2 separate regions of the Homo sapiens genome follow, and region 1 is linked to region 2. The links are chromatin contacts, found by Hi-C in ENCODE. All regions are on one chromosome and are shown on one strand. The core of a region is the stretch at or near the end of the contact, and the rest is flanking DNA. Distances in the headings are between cores, read along the strand shown.

Region 1 (6,883 bases), core at 2,062-4,561, 370 kb before region 2:
ATGTAATTATCAGCATCATCATCTTGTTGTAATCAAATAATATTACTGCACAAATTTTCCTTTGTGAGCAAAGATTTTATAAAAATAGAAAAATGGGTGTTTATTATTATGTAATAATAAGAAAAGCTCAAAATAAGATAAATTTGAGCAAGTATCTATACTTCCGCTTATTTCGGAAACATACCATCATGTTACTAAACTCACCTCATAGCATTTTAGTTGTTTTTATTAAATCTTCAAACCTTTCAGACACTACTAAGCATAGAGACCATTCATAACAAATGAAACTTTCAGTTTTTTAAACTAAAACTTTCTAAATGTGTACATTTCTTTTCTGCCTTTTTGGAAAGCAAACTTTTAAAAATGTATATACTTTTAGGACACAGAGGCTGAGAGATATAAATTGCTGGGCTCACCTTCCCTTTAGTGGGACAAATGCATTAAAAAAGAGCAAGAGTCCCACAAACCAGGAAGCTGCCCTTGGCCTCTAATACATTAATTAATGTTTATAAAGTGCCTTCTGTATGCCTGGCAATGTACTACAAGCTGGAAATCCAGGACAAATAAGCCACAGTTACCGCCAACCCTTAAGGAACTCATGATCTAGTGAGAAACACAGACATATCTCCAACAACTAAGAGAGAGTACAAGACGCCAGAGCTCAGAAGGCCTTACCCAGTCTTGTGGGACAAAGTTCAAAAGGAGATCATATCTACACTGGGTTTTGGAGCATAAGCAGGAGTTAGCCAGGTGAAAAAGGAGAGGGGGCAGTACATTCCATGAAGACAGGGCGTGTTGCTTGCTTTTGGAGGATTATTTCATTTTATTTTATTTTATTTTATTTTACTTTATTTTATTTTATTTTATTTTTGAGACAGAGTCTTGCTCTTGTTGGCCCGGGCTGGAGTGCAATGGTGCAATCTCAGCTCACTGCAACCTCCGCCTCCTTTGTTCCAGCAATTCTCCTGCCTCAGCCTCCTGAGTAGCTGGAATTACAGGTATGCACCACCACCACGCCCAGCTAATTTTTGGATTTTTTAGTAGAAACAGGGTTTCACCATGCTGGCCAAGCTAGTCTCGAACTCCTGACCTCAGGTGACCTACCCTCCTAGGCCTCCCAAAGTGCTGGGATTATAGGCGTGAGCCACCTCACCCAGTGGATTATTTTATTTTGTTTTGGCCATCTGAGAGAGGTTGGCAGAGAGGAGAAGAAAAACAAGTAATCCCAAATTCCAGTTAGGCTTCCTTCATGGCCCAAGATCAACTGTCCCATGTTAGGTAAAGTCTTCCTCAACTCTTCTGCCCCCATGCAGAAGGAATTACATATTCCTGGGTATTTCCAGATGCCTTTATTCATACTTTGAGCTTAATACTCATCACAGTGTGTCATGGTTAGTTATACAGTGTCTATCTCTATAGTGGTTATAATACATGTTTGGTTGCAGCAAAAGAGACACAACATAACACTGATTTTTAAAAGTTAAATGTCTGTCCTCCTGTTCCCTTCTTTATAACCATCTAGCAAAATCCAGTGAAGATGGGGTTGTCTCCTGTGTTGGGGGCCAGGTCCTTCTATCTCCTGGCTCTGTCATGCCTAGAGTATTACCTTAGTCATCACTGGATCAGAAGAGCTCAGGCCCCCACAGCATCCCAGCCAGCTGGGAGGGGAAAGCATGATGGGGCCCTCTTTTAGGACACACCAAGAAGCTACATAGATCCCTTCTGCATAGATCCCATTGACTAAAACTTAACCACATGGCCAAATCTAATGTCAAGAGGGACTAGAAAATGCCTTATCCTGTGTAGCTGTGGGCCAGGTAAAAAGCCAGAGATCTCTTAGGATAGAATAAGCATCCTAAACTTTTGGCAAACTTTTTCTGCAGAGGACTAGATAGTAAATATTTCAGGCCATATACGGTCTCAGCCATGTCATCATCATTGTTGTCATCATCATTGTTACCATCATTGTCTTCTTTTGCTTCTTCTCCCTTTTCTTACAATTCTTAAAAAATGTAAATTCTTAGCCTGAGGTCTGTACAAAACATTCCACAGGCCAGATTTGGCATGCGGGCCATAGTTTGCTGACCCTACTACTCTATAAGAAGGGAAAATCATACGGGGAGGAAAGTGACCATCTCTGGCATAACGTCTGTAAGATTATAAGCCACTGAGTGGAAAATCCTTGTCTTCTCCATCTTTCTAGTCTTGGCCAGTGCTTGACCCACACAGTAAGTGTTTGATGTTTATGAATGAATGAGTAGAAGGAAGGTGGGGGAGGTTAATTTCACAATCACAATTTGTTAAAATCTCATTTAGTCCCAATGGTAGCCTCTGTTTTGGGGGGTTTCTTTTCTTTTCTTGTCTTTTCTTTTCTTTTTTTCTCTTTTCTTTTTTGAGTTTCTTTCTTTCTTTCCTTCTCTTTATTTTTCTTTCTTTCTTTCTTCTTTTTTTTTTTTCCTTCAGACAGGATCTTGCTCTGTTACCCAGGCTGGAGTGCAATGGTGGTGCAATCATAGCTCACTGAAGCCTTGAACTCCTGTGCTCAAGAAATCCTCCCACCTCAGCTTCCCAAATGTCTGGGGCTACAGGCATGCACCATCACACTTGGCTAATTTTTTTTTTATTTTTGTAGAGACAGGGTCTCACCATGTTGTCAAGACTGGTCTTGAACTCCTGGTCTCAAGCAATCCTCCTGCCTCAGCCTTCCAAAGTACCGGGATTACAGGCATGACCCACTACACTCAGCCCCACTGGTGGTCTTTTCACATGGATTATCATCTAAATACTCCATTTCTTCCAGCCTCAAGAATAGTCTAACAGAGAGCCGACAGAGTGAGTCTAGTGGGCTTTCCACACATGAGTGACCACTCTTCAGTTGATATGGTCAAGCACACCACTTTACCTCCTGACCTCAGGTGCAATTAGCTTCCAAATATTCCACATGCTCCAGTGGACCTTTCTAATTGTAAGCATCCCCCTTTGGCCCCCATTGCAGGTGACACTCCTGGGTGTGTGGAAAGATTATGGGTCCAAAGAACTTACAGCTTCTTCCTCTTGAATAAACATGGTGGCAGGCAGGAGAATCTTGTTTTGGTTTTACCCTTTTAAATATCACATGCTTGGTGGGAATGTTAGCAGAAGTATCCAGGCTGAACAGACACTTTTAAGTTCCCCTTTCTCCTCCTTATTACTCAATATCCTGAGGGCATAATAGAACTTTTCTTGTCTAAGTTTGCCTGGTCAGGGGAGGGAGGTGTGGCTCACTCAACCACTGACCGGGACAAAACCCTGCCAGGCATCAGAAAGCTCCGCAGTTCTTGAGTTCCACATGCAGAGCAGATGCGACAGCTAGAAGTGAGTAGGGCCCAGACCCTGGCCCAGGAAGATCCACTAAAGGAGGCCATCCTTCCGCCTTCTTCTGCAGGAGTCAGGTAACAGCTATGCCTAGGTTTCTTCTTTCAAATAAATGTGTAATTTTTTATAGCAGGAAAAAAGCACCACTTCCAAATTCTGGCAGCACAGACTGTGCTAGCTGAATAACTGAAGGAAACGCATGTTCTGTTGGAAAATAGCAAAAGAGATGAACAGGAGACACTAAAACTCAGCCTCATGGTAGCCAAAAGGATGATAAGCAGATAAAAATGTGGCCGGGAACGTGTCTGTCACTTGCTCTTTCGTAACTGGATAAGGCCTCTCATGTGTTCTTGTTGGAACCTCTGGTGCCACTAGCGTTAAATAACGTCTTGCAGTGAAACCAGAAACAAGGTTTTATTGCCAACAGAGCTGGGCACAGATGGTTTATTTCATCCTGGTTCCTAACAAATATGTGTCCATCCTTTTGATGAGAAAGAGTAACTTTCAATTTCCTCCAAACCTGGCAGGAGGTGAGGATTCACATGAGATTTCTACATAGACTAAAGAAAGGGACTATACTGCCATGAATTATGCCTTCTCAGAAGGAATCCTGGCAAACTGGATAAATGATGACAAACAGCTGCAGATCAGCCAAGGAGGCCTTTCAAAGCAACCAGCAACTCCAAATTTTCCTCGGAGCCTTTGGCTGTCTTGTATACATTGCTGATTCTTCTGAAAAATTCACAAGGTCTTTTCCCCCCATTTAACTTGATTTGCAGGGAAGTAATTAATAGAAATGGGCCTCTGACTCTGCCTTCTATTAGCTGTGTGACTTTGGGAGAGCCACTTAACCTCTCTGTGTCTCAGTTTTCTCATCTAAACATGGGGATAATAATAGAACTCATCTCATGGAGTTGTTGAGGGGATAAAACTATATACACTTTTTGAGTACTAATGTAAAATAATAATTAATATTCACCATTTTAAATATTTTTTCATTAAATACAAATAATTCTGCGTGGGAAACAGATGGGCTTATCACCGGAAGGGTGAAGTTGTGGCTGTGATTTTCTGCCCATGCTATGGGAATGCCACCGGAGGTTTTAGGTAGAGTAAAACGTCCCCATGCAATGTGAGATACACACACTTCAAATAGTCCGATACCTTAAGAAATTAATCATAAGTGATAGGTGAGGGGGAGGAGGATAAGGGTGCTCTTTCCAATAAAACCACATGTTTTATGATGTACCATTAAAGGCGATCCTGAATATCAAAGGCGTTATGGTGCACTTAAGGCACCCCGTGGAAAAGTTGACCATCCGTTTCAAAAAGGAAAGGCTAAAAAGGTTTCCATTTCCCTTGAGAAATTATTGTAAAGGTTGAAATCCACACTGCCTGACTGTCATGTCCATTATTTGTTTACTACCATTGGGCTTCAAATTCCCCCCAGCTTCTGCTGGAGTCCAGAGGCTTGGAAGCTCGCAGCAGCTGATTTCTGGTGCAATGCTGCACCTTGCCAAGTTACGGCTGCTTCATAGAGCAATCACACTGACATCTAGTGGTCTAAAGAGTAAGTGCAGGCGGTGGCTTTGAAGCTTTTACCAGCCTCAATGTGCTTTAAAAACCACATTTTCCACCATTTACACAATACGTTAACAAGAGAGAGAGATCAGGGATGTAGAAATGATATTTCATTTGTCTGAGGTGTTACTAGAGGCTGCTCTACAGGAACATTTCTAAAAACAAGAAAGTGAAGAGAGTGAACCGTGGCTCGCTGGCGGGTTTGGGCTGTGGTTCCAGGGGTTGCGGTTAAGACTGTGACTCCAGAATCAAGATCCTGAGCTTGAAGGTGGTCTCTGCCACGCACCAGCTGTGGGCCTTGGGTGAGTTCCTAAATGGTTCCATGACTCAGTTTCTTTATCTGTCAAATGGGGATAACAGTAACGTCTCCATTGACCTGTTTTGAGGTGATCCCTGAAAAGCTCCTAGCACAGCACCTGGCCCAGAAGGCAATCGGGGTTGCCCTCTGTTCTTGTTGTGACTGTTTTTTAAGAGCAAGCTGCTGCAGAAGCTGGCACCCCACAGGTCAGACAGCATAGCGCAGTGGAAAGCTCAGAGGATGAGCAAGGGAGAGACCCAGATTTTAGCCCAACTGTGTGAACCTGGACAGATCCCTTACGCAGTTTCTTTTTTGTAAAATGAAGGACCTTGGTTCGCTAATGTTTAAGGATTTTTTCCTTTCTCAAACGTTGTGTTCTAAACCTTGTACAGGCTTCTAATTGAAATTGTTCTACCTTTAAGGCCCATTTGTCTCCTTTCTTTTTACCAAAGCCCAGGGCCAAGCATGTCCCAGGTGTTTATTATATAGTTGCTGACTGATAAGAAGTGATTGTTGGAATGCTCTCTATTGGTCACTAGGAATAAACCAAGAATGTCTTTGGGCAGGAATGAAAATCCAGTGGGAAGCTCTGGAAGTCAAGGAATATTTCCCCATCAGAAGCTGGTCTGGGGTTTCTCTGATAAATTTGGAAAGCTCAGTGGTTGTCTTGTTTTTCTACCTCTGCTAATCAGCCTCTCTAAACAGATAAGAAACCAGGAAAATCATTTAGCTATATAAATTCAATACATAACCTTGTTAATCACGTTGCTGCAGCCTGCGCCTTGTGAGTTGGTCAGAGCAGTGGATGACTTTGCTTCTAAGTGCAGGTGAAATGCCACCAAATTCACATGCTGCCTGTGACCAATGCCTAACTCAGTCTTTCCAAGCCAGGGATAATCCCAGCTGGGATGTCACCTCTAATATGGCAACAAATGGTGGTGCAGCAAAAAATAATCATGAAACAGTCTTTCTTCCCTTCTTCCTAAACTTCATCCACATAGACTGTTGGATATTTATAGAAATCCAGCACAAACACAGGGAGGGGAACGACACACACTGGGGCCTGTTGCAGGGCAGGGGGAGAGAGAGCATCATGATAAATAGCTAATGCATGTGGGGCCTGATACCTAGGTGATGGGTTGAGAGGTGCAGTAAGCCACCATGGCATGCATTTACCTGTGTAACAAACCTGCACATCCCGCACATGTATCCCAGAAAGAACTTAAAATAAAATTTAAAAACAAATAAACAAAAGAGTGAACAAAGGAGGGAGCTGCGGGTAGAATTTTAACAACATGCATACCACTATTTTTATATTAGAGATTTCTAATATATGCTAATATAAATATATGCAATATTAAAAATCGTATTATACACACACACGAAAAAAGTTTAATTTGGGAGTTTTGTAAGGGCGTGTATTATTTTCCTGTGGTTTCTGTAACAAAGTACCACAAACTAGGCAGCTTACAACAACAGAAATCTATTCTCCCTCAGTTTTGGAGGCCAGAAGTCTAAACTCAAGGTGTCAGTAGAACCATGTTCCCTCTGGAGGCTCTAGGGGAGGATTCGTTTCTGGCCTCTTCCAGCTTCTGGTGGTTCCAGGGATTCCATGGCTTGTGGTTGCATCACTAAAACCTCTACCTCTCT
Region 2 (7,002 bases), core at 1,561-4,060:
ATGTAAAACTATAGAAAAGAAAAACAAGCCTTAGAATGGTATTATCAAACTTAACCTTCCCTCTTCTGAGTGGGAGGAGGGAGGATGGTGATGGCACGTCTACATTTCACTTCACTTCTATATTGAGTGAGAATGAGTTGTTATTATTTGTATTATTTTTAAAACACAAAAATAGAATACAACGTGGAGTGCACAAATGCAGAGCGACCAGTACAACTAAAATGAGGAGGGAAGGAAGGCTATGAAGCCACCAACACAGCTGTTGGAAAAGAAATTCTCTCTTCATGTAGCTACAAAGAAGCCTGCTTGGAGGAGGGGATTTCTCCAGCAAGGCCATGATATTCTATTTGTTTTGGTTTGGGTTTTTTTCCCCCCATTTTACACATTTTTTAAGCAATCAAGAAGGATTTTCTCCCCCAGCGAAAGGAGGGCCAAGGCTCACAGTTCCTGTAAGTGAGCAAGACCACACTCACTAAGATTCTCTTCTACTGCAGCCAATGAATGCCCCAGTCCTTTCCCACAAGGAAAATACACACCTTCTTCTTGTTAAATACAGTACCACTGATTCCCCTTTGAAAACCGTAACAGTTCTCCTGATTCGGTTTTGTCCTCAGGACAAAAGGGTTACAAAAACATGAGAGATCCAGGAACACCTCTGCATGTGTTCCTGGTCTGTTCAGGTTAAAGAAAAGGGTAGAGGGGGAAAGAACCAGTGTTTATGTGTTCTCCCCAATGCGGCTCGGGTCCCTGCGGAAGAAACACCCAAGACCAGCCTTTTTCTCTCAAAGCCACCTTTGATACAAAAGGCTTAGCCACACCTGCTGGGACAAACGGGAACTGGGACCAAGATGTAAGTCACAAGGAGGCAATTTACAGCAGAGAACTAGCTCTTCCTACAATAAAATGTGAGGTGGTGAGCTTCCTGCCACTGGAGGCACTGAACAAATGCTACGGGGAAAACAAACTGAGTATTTCCTGAAGATTCTGAATAGAAGGCTGTGTTTGGAGTTTGATGCTTTGAAAGCTCAAGAAATGATTCTCAGACACAGCGGAGTTTGGGGACATCAAGGGCTCTGAGTGCATTTTAAAGCAGCCCAGGAGAGAGACAAAGCAAGACCATAATGAAACACCCCACCCAGTCTTAGAGTTTGAGCTACAGCACGGTGATCATGAGCAGACTCCAAACCCAAATCCTGATACTGTCACCTGCTAGCTGTGTAACCCTAGAAAAGTTACAAAACCTCTTTGGGCCTCAGTTTCCTCAATAAAATATAATAAAAAACTAGTACCCGCCTCACCCGTGAAGCTTAAATGAGCTAGCATATGTCAAGTGCTTAGAATAGGGGCTGGTTCACAGTAAGTATGAACCATTATTATTTGCAGACAAGGAAACTAAGAGGTGATAAGTAGTTTGACCCATGTTCCAAAGTCAGTTTTAATCTTGGGAATAAAACCTAAAAATTTCTTTCTCCTCCATCAGAATTCCTTCTAGCTCAAACTAAGTATCCTACATTCAATTCTATCTTCTCTGCCTTCATAGACCCTTCCATTTACTTCTCTTGAATATCTTGTTCCCAAAGTGTTTTCAAGGCAGGTCTGTTACCAAGCCACTCCATCAGCAGCACCTAGCACTGTGCCTCCCGCAGCAAGGCAGGCAGGATGGATGGACGGATGCAGGCATGCATGGGTAGGTGGATGAAGGGCAGATGAAGAACTATCGAGAAAGGAATCGCGGTGTCAGGGGTAAAGCCCTGGCCTGCGAGAGCCGGGCTCGGATTTCAGTGCCCTCACAGCTAGCCATATGGCCTTGGACAAGTTACTGAACCCCTCCGTGCCTAGGTTTCCAGAATGTAGAGGGCCACTTCCACTCAAGTGGCTGGAGAAGAAGGTAAGCGCCCCGGACGGACGCTATTGCAGAGTCGCCCGGGGATTCCTCTCTCCACCTGTGCTTGAGCTCCTCCCGCTTCTACGCTAGGGACCAGGTGGGAGAGATACACGGATTCCCAGAAAAATGGCTCTCTCAGGTGGGAGTCAAGGGTTACGAGAGGAGAGGTAGGGGAAGCAATGAACTCCTCCACACGATGTGTTGGGAGAGAGGAAAGAGGGATTCAAGTGGGAATTTTCCACTCAACAAACATTCCACCATCATTTGAGAAAAAGGCGCTGGGATGGTGAATTTCAAACAGTCTGAGAAATGGGCGACTCGGCACTGTGCGGCCTGTAAGGAATGAATCATTTAGTTTTCACCCACCAGGTAGGCAGGCCGGGGGCGAGGACCCTCCGAGCGCCGTCCGAGCGCAGGTGGTAGCCCAGCCAAGCAAACGCTGGGCAGAGGCGGCACCGAGGAGGGGAACGGGCTGCTGCACTCCCGGTCGCGTCCAGCCGGGATGGGCTGCGAAGTTGTCGGATTCTTTCCCGCACAGCACGGGGCTCGCCCGTCGGAAAAGCCACCGAGGGCGGCGCAGCGGCAGGGCGCGAGCAGAGCGGGGACGGGCGGGTCGGGGGTACTCACGCCGCGGGCGAAGGGCTCCACGAGCCGGGCCGAGTCCTCGGCGGCGCGTGGGGCGCGGGTGCGGGCTCCGGGGCGGACGTGCAGAGGCGGCCCGGGCCGGGGCTATGAATCAGCTGCGGGGCAAGCGCGGAGGGGCGGGAGTTACTGGAAAACCGCGGGGGAGGGCAGAGGGGTGAGGTCTTTTGCAATTTCCCGTCTTGCTGCGCACTCTTGGCACTCCTGGGACCCACAGGAATTCCCTCCCTTCAGTCCCGGGGGGAGGCGGCCGCGATCCTGGGGGAGGCGCAGCCTCACAACCCGGACTTTGCGGGCGGGCGGGCACTGGTGAGAAGAGGAAGTGGGAGAGGCCTGGGAAGGAAACTTGGAAACCGAAAACTCGGCGGCCGAGGCTCCGTGCCCCGCGCGCAGCGCTGCTCCTGCCCCGGCCAAGGACGCACGGGCCAGCCGGCGGAACCAGAGGTAAGCCGAGTGACCGATGAGGCCTGGGGCTGTGTATCCCACAGGGGCACTTGTCATCCCAACCCAGAGGCCAAACCCGTGAGATCCCCGTCCGAAAATCTTCAGGCAAGAGAAGTCCTTTAACTAAATTTTGGCCGTGTTTCCATTTGGCGTCCAGAGCAACGAAAACGTGTTTGAACCGAATCAAACGGTCCCCATTTTTCCCCTACTCGCGTTCTATCCAGAAACGCCCTGTCCGACAAAGTTTCTTCGGCTACAACAGTCCCGAAACCTTTATTTCCCAATGCTACGACATGCTACACATGGTTTACTTTTCCCCTTAAAAATGCCATCCAATCTTCAACCTTTTTTTTTTTTTTTTTTTGAGACGGCATCTCACTGTGTCACCCAGGCTGGAGTGCAGTGGCGCGATCTCGGCTCACTGTAAGCTCCGCCTCCCGGGTTCACACCATTCTCCTGCCTCAGCCTCCCTAGTAGCTGGGACTACAGACGACCGCCACCACGCCTGGCTAATTTTTCTATGTTTAGTAGAGACGGGGTTTCACCGTGTTAGCCAGGATGGTCTCGATCTCCTGACCTCGTGATCCGCCCGCCTCAGCCTCCCAAAGTGCTGGGATTACAGGCGTCAGCCACTGCGCCCGGCCAAAAATGCCATCCAATCTTTACCGTGTCTGGGCCTTTGAAAGGTGCATTTCACCTCTCTTAGAGGATAACAGGAGCCTTCCGAGGCAGCCTCGGACCGGGAGCTCCCATAGCCTCGCCTGTCTGGATGCCTGACAAATCAGCAGGCAAGGGGCCTTGCTCCAGATCAGCTGAGCCTAGTTTGGTTTGAGTTTGGGGACCCTGGAAAGTATCACAAAAGCAAGGTTGTAGGAGGGGGGTGGGGGAGGGAACCAAGAGTGATCAACAAGTATCGACCATAAACATATCTTAGAATCCTATATTGAATTGACTGGATGACTCAAAATAATGTCAGAATTATTTTAAAATGTTACTTTTGTGTTTGTTCACATATCTGGCTCCTCCCCAATGTCATCCCAAGGAAAGCTGAGAGTCCTTTTGTTTTTTTATTTTTCCTAAAACAAAGGCCTAAAGGCCCTAATACACTTAATACCTAATGGGGCCACAAAGACCATGATGCATAGTAAATATTTGATGATAATAAAATGTATTTTTGTCTCAATAAATGTATGGTCCTTTGCCACACCTCTCATTACTTGAAGAGTTTTAAAGAGTCCATTAGTTTAGCCATCTGCATGGTTATGGAAACTGCCAAGCCCAAGAGTTGGAAAGTCTTTATGATTTTATATTTTACTGAGAAAAAAAATTATTCTTTATAGAAACAGTTAAAAGGGATCTCTCTTCTAGCAAATGAGATGTCAAATAAAAATATTCAGCCCAGTATGAATTTCTAAAAAGTGAGGCTTATTTTGGGCTCCTATTGCAATTGAAGGAGACTGAAGTGTAAAAATTTGGTGCCCACATATAATTTATCTGTTTTTGCACCATTCTAATTTCTTAAATTTATACGTTATTCTAGAATCTAGATGCAGTAGCACCATATAAATTCGCGATTATACCCTTAACAGTGGGTGCACTGGGTCCATAAAGTCAGATCCACCCAAAACCTCCAAATATCAGTTTATTTGGAAATAATGTTTTTGCAGCTTTAATCAAGTTAACCTGAGGTCATATAAGATTAATCCAGTGTCTGCTGTACTTCTGAAAAGGGGGGAATTTGGACACAGACACCCAGAAAGAACACTGTGTGACCACTGAGACAGATCCTGCTTATGCTGACTCAAGCCAAGGAATGGCAAGGTTGCTGACCACCACCAGAAGCTAGGAGAGAGGAACGGAACAGGCTCCCTTTGAACCCCTAAGAAGAAGCTAGCCCTGCCAACATCTTCATTTCAGACTTCTGGCCTCCAGATTGAGAATACATTTCTGTTGTTTTAAGCCACCAAGTTTGTGGTAATGTGTTATGGCAGCCTTAGGAAACTGATACATAGGTTATGTTCCATAAGTTAGTTTTAAACAATTATCCTGAAAATAACTAATAGGAAAAAGATGAAAAATACCAATGGCTTATTAAGCTAAGAGCTAAAATATCCATCCTTGCTTAGTTTTGATAAGATTGTGTGGCCAAGGCACATATTATTCTGCTTCGTTAAACACTCTTTTTATTTTTTTATTTGTGTGTGTGTTTTTATTTTTAATTTATTTATTTATTTATTTATTTAGAGACGGAGTCTTGCTCTGTCACACAGGCTGGAGTGCAGTGGCACGATCTCAGCTCACTGCATGCTCCGCCTCCTGGGTTCACACCATTCTGCCTCAGCCTCCCGAGGAGCTGGAACTACAGGCGCCGGCTACCACGCCCAGCTAATTTTTTTGTATTTTTAGTAGAGACTGGGTTTCACCGTGTTAGCCAGGGTGGCCTCAATCTCCTGACCTCGTGATCCTCCTGCCTTGGCCTCCCAAAGTGCTGGGATTACAGGCGTGAGCCACCGCGCCCGGCCCATTAAACACTCTTTCTTGACGTTCTCTCTTCCTTTTGATTTCAGTAGCAATACTCTCTCCATTCTTCTTTCATTTCCCTGACTTCCTCCTCCCTCATATTTTTGGACTTCTTGTTCTCCACTTGCCCCCTACATGTTGGTGTTTCCCAGGGCCCCAGGGCCCCCTGAATAATCATATTCACATCCAGGATTTCAATGATCACTTGTGCCTTGATGGCTCTCAGCTCTTCCTTTCCATTGCAATGATTTCATCTGCACTCCAGACAGTACTTTGAAATTAGTATGCCCGAATTCAAACTTCAGTTATGCTCACTTGATTTTATTATACTAAGTGAATGGTCCAGCCTTTAACCTTTACTAAGTTAATGGGCCAGCCTTCATTTAGTGTCCTCTGGACACTGAAGTTAAAACCCTGGGAATGATTCTCGATCCATCCTCTTTCATCTTCCATCTTCCATCAGAAAGTCTCATATGTATAACTATTATGGAGGAGGGATTAGTGGAATGTATTGCCAACCTATCTAACTTCTCAGAGGAAAAATAGTTCTATAACTGTCAGGAACATTATATTTGTCTATATCTCTATATCTATGTTTACATACATCTATGAAATCAGCTATGTAAATTGTGAAATATAATTATGATTCTATTTATTCCACTACTGTAAATAGCTATAATTACAAGATGGCAGCATTTTGTTACCAACTGATGGAATTTGAAGGTATCGGGGATTTTGTGAAGAAAGTGACTTCATCACCTAAGCAGTGGATAATGGTTTACAATTACCCTCATCGACAAGTTCTGTAGAATTCTGTTTTGTTGGCATATTATCACATTTGACTCTTTTTAAATGAGACAGGGTCTGTGTCACCCAGGCTGGAATGCAGTGGTGCAGTCTCGGCTCGCTGCAACCTCCGCCTCCTGGGCTCAAGCAATCCTCCCACCTCAGTCCTCCAAGCAGCTGGGACTACAGGCACGCGCCACCATGCTTGGCTAATTTTTGTATGTTTTATAGAGACAGGGTTTTGCCATGTTCTCCAGGCTGGTCTCGAACTCCTAGGCTCAAGTGATTTACCCACCTCAGACTCCCAGATTTCTGGGATTATAGATGTGAGCCACAGTGCCCAGCTGACATTGACATCTTAAAGATTCACTTTTAGGCCTTAACGCGTGCCTCTGTGATTATTATTGGTGGTGATATTGGCCTTATTTCTAAAAAAAAGTTATTGGAAATTAAAATTATTTTGTGGAAATAATTATTTTGTGGAAAGCTAAACAGGTCTTCCAAAAAAAAATTTAATCTGAAATTTATCATAAAGCTTGATTAATTAAAGGACATCTGTTACTGAACTGAACTGGGTCCATTTGCCCACTGTGCAATGGAAAGCCAAACACCAAAACACTCGGTTTTCATAGCATGAAAAATTTATTGCAAGGCTACCAAGCAAGGACACGGGTCTGGCTCAAATCTGTGTCCCCACCTGGCACTTGGGTCAGGTTTTATAGCCA

The links. A loop is a pair of places that touch in the nucleus more often than their neighbours do. Pooled maps may share reads with other maps.
Region 1: a map of PC-9 shows a loop between it and region 2 (2.4-fold over the local background). The contact joins the promoter of FYB1 here to the promoter of OSMR-DT in region 2. A Hi-C loop is called at or near these places in 1 of 168 maps with a recorded cell type or tissue (PC-9) and 2 of 50 pooled maps.

Annotation. Positions count from the first base shown.
Region 1 is chr5:39,215,991-39,222,873 of GRCh38, reverse strand. FYB1 (FYN binding protein 1) reads left to right here and starts at 3,311. Exons shown (of 19, transcript NM_001465.6): 1 at 3,311-3,431. RefSeq lists an enhancer at 1,734-2,235.
Region 2 is chr5:38,841,637-38,848,638 of GRCh38, reverse strand. OSMR-DT (OSMR divergent transcript) reads left to right here and starts at 2,810. Exons shown (of 4, transcript NR_109951.1): 1 at 2,810-2,971. It overlaps OSMR (oncostatin M receptor), which reads right to left and starts at 2,627. Exons shown (of 18, transcript NM_003999.3): 1 at 2,252-2,627.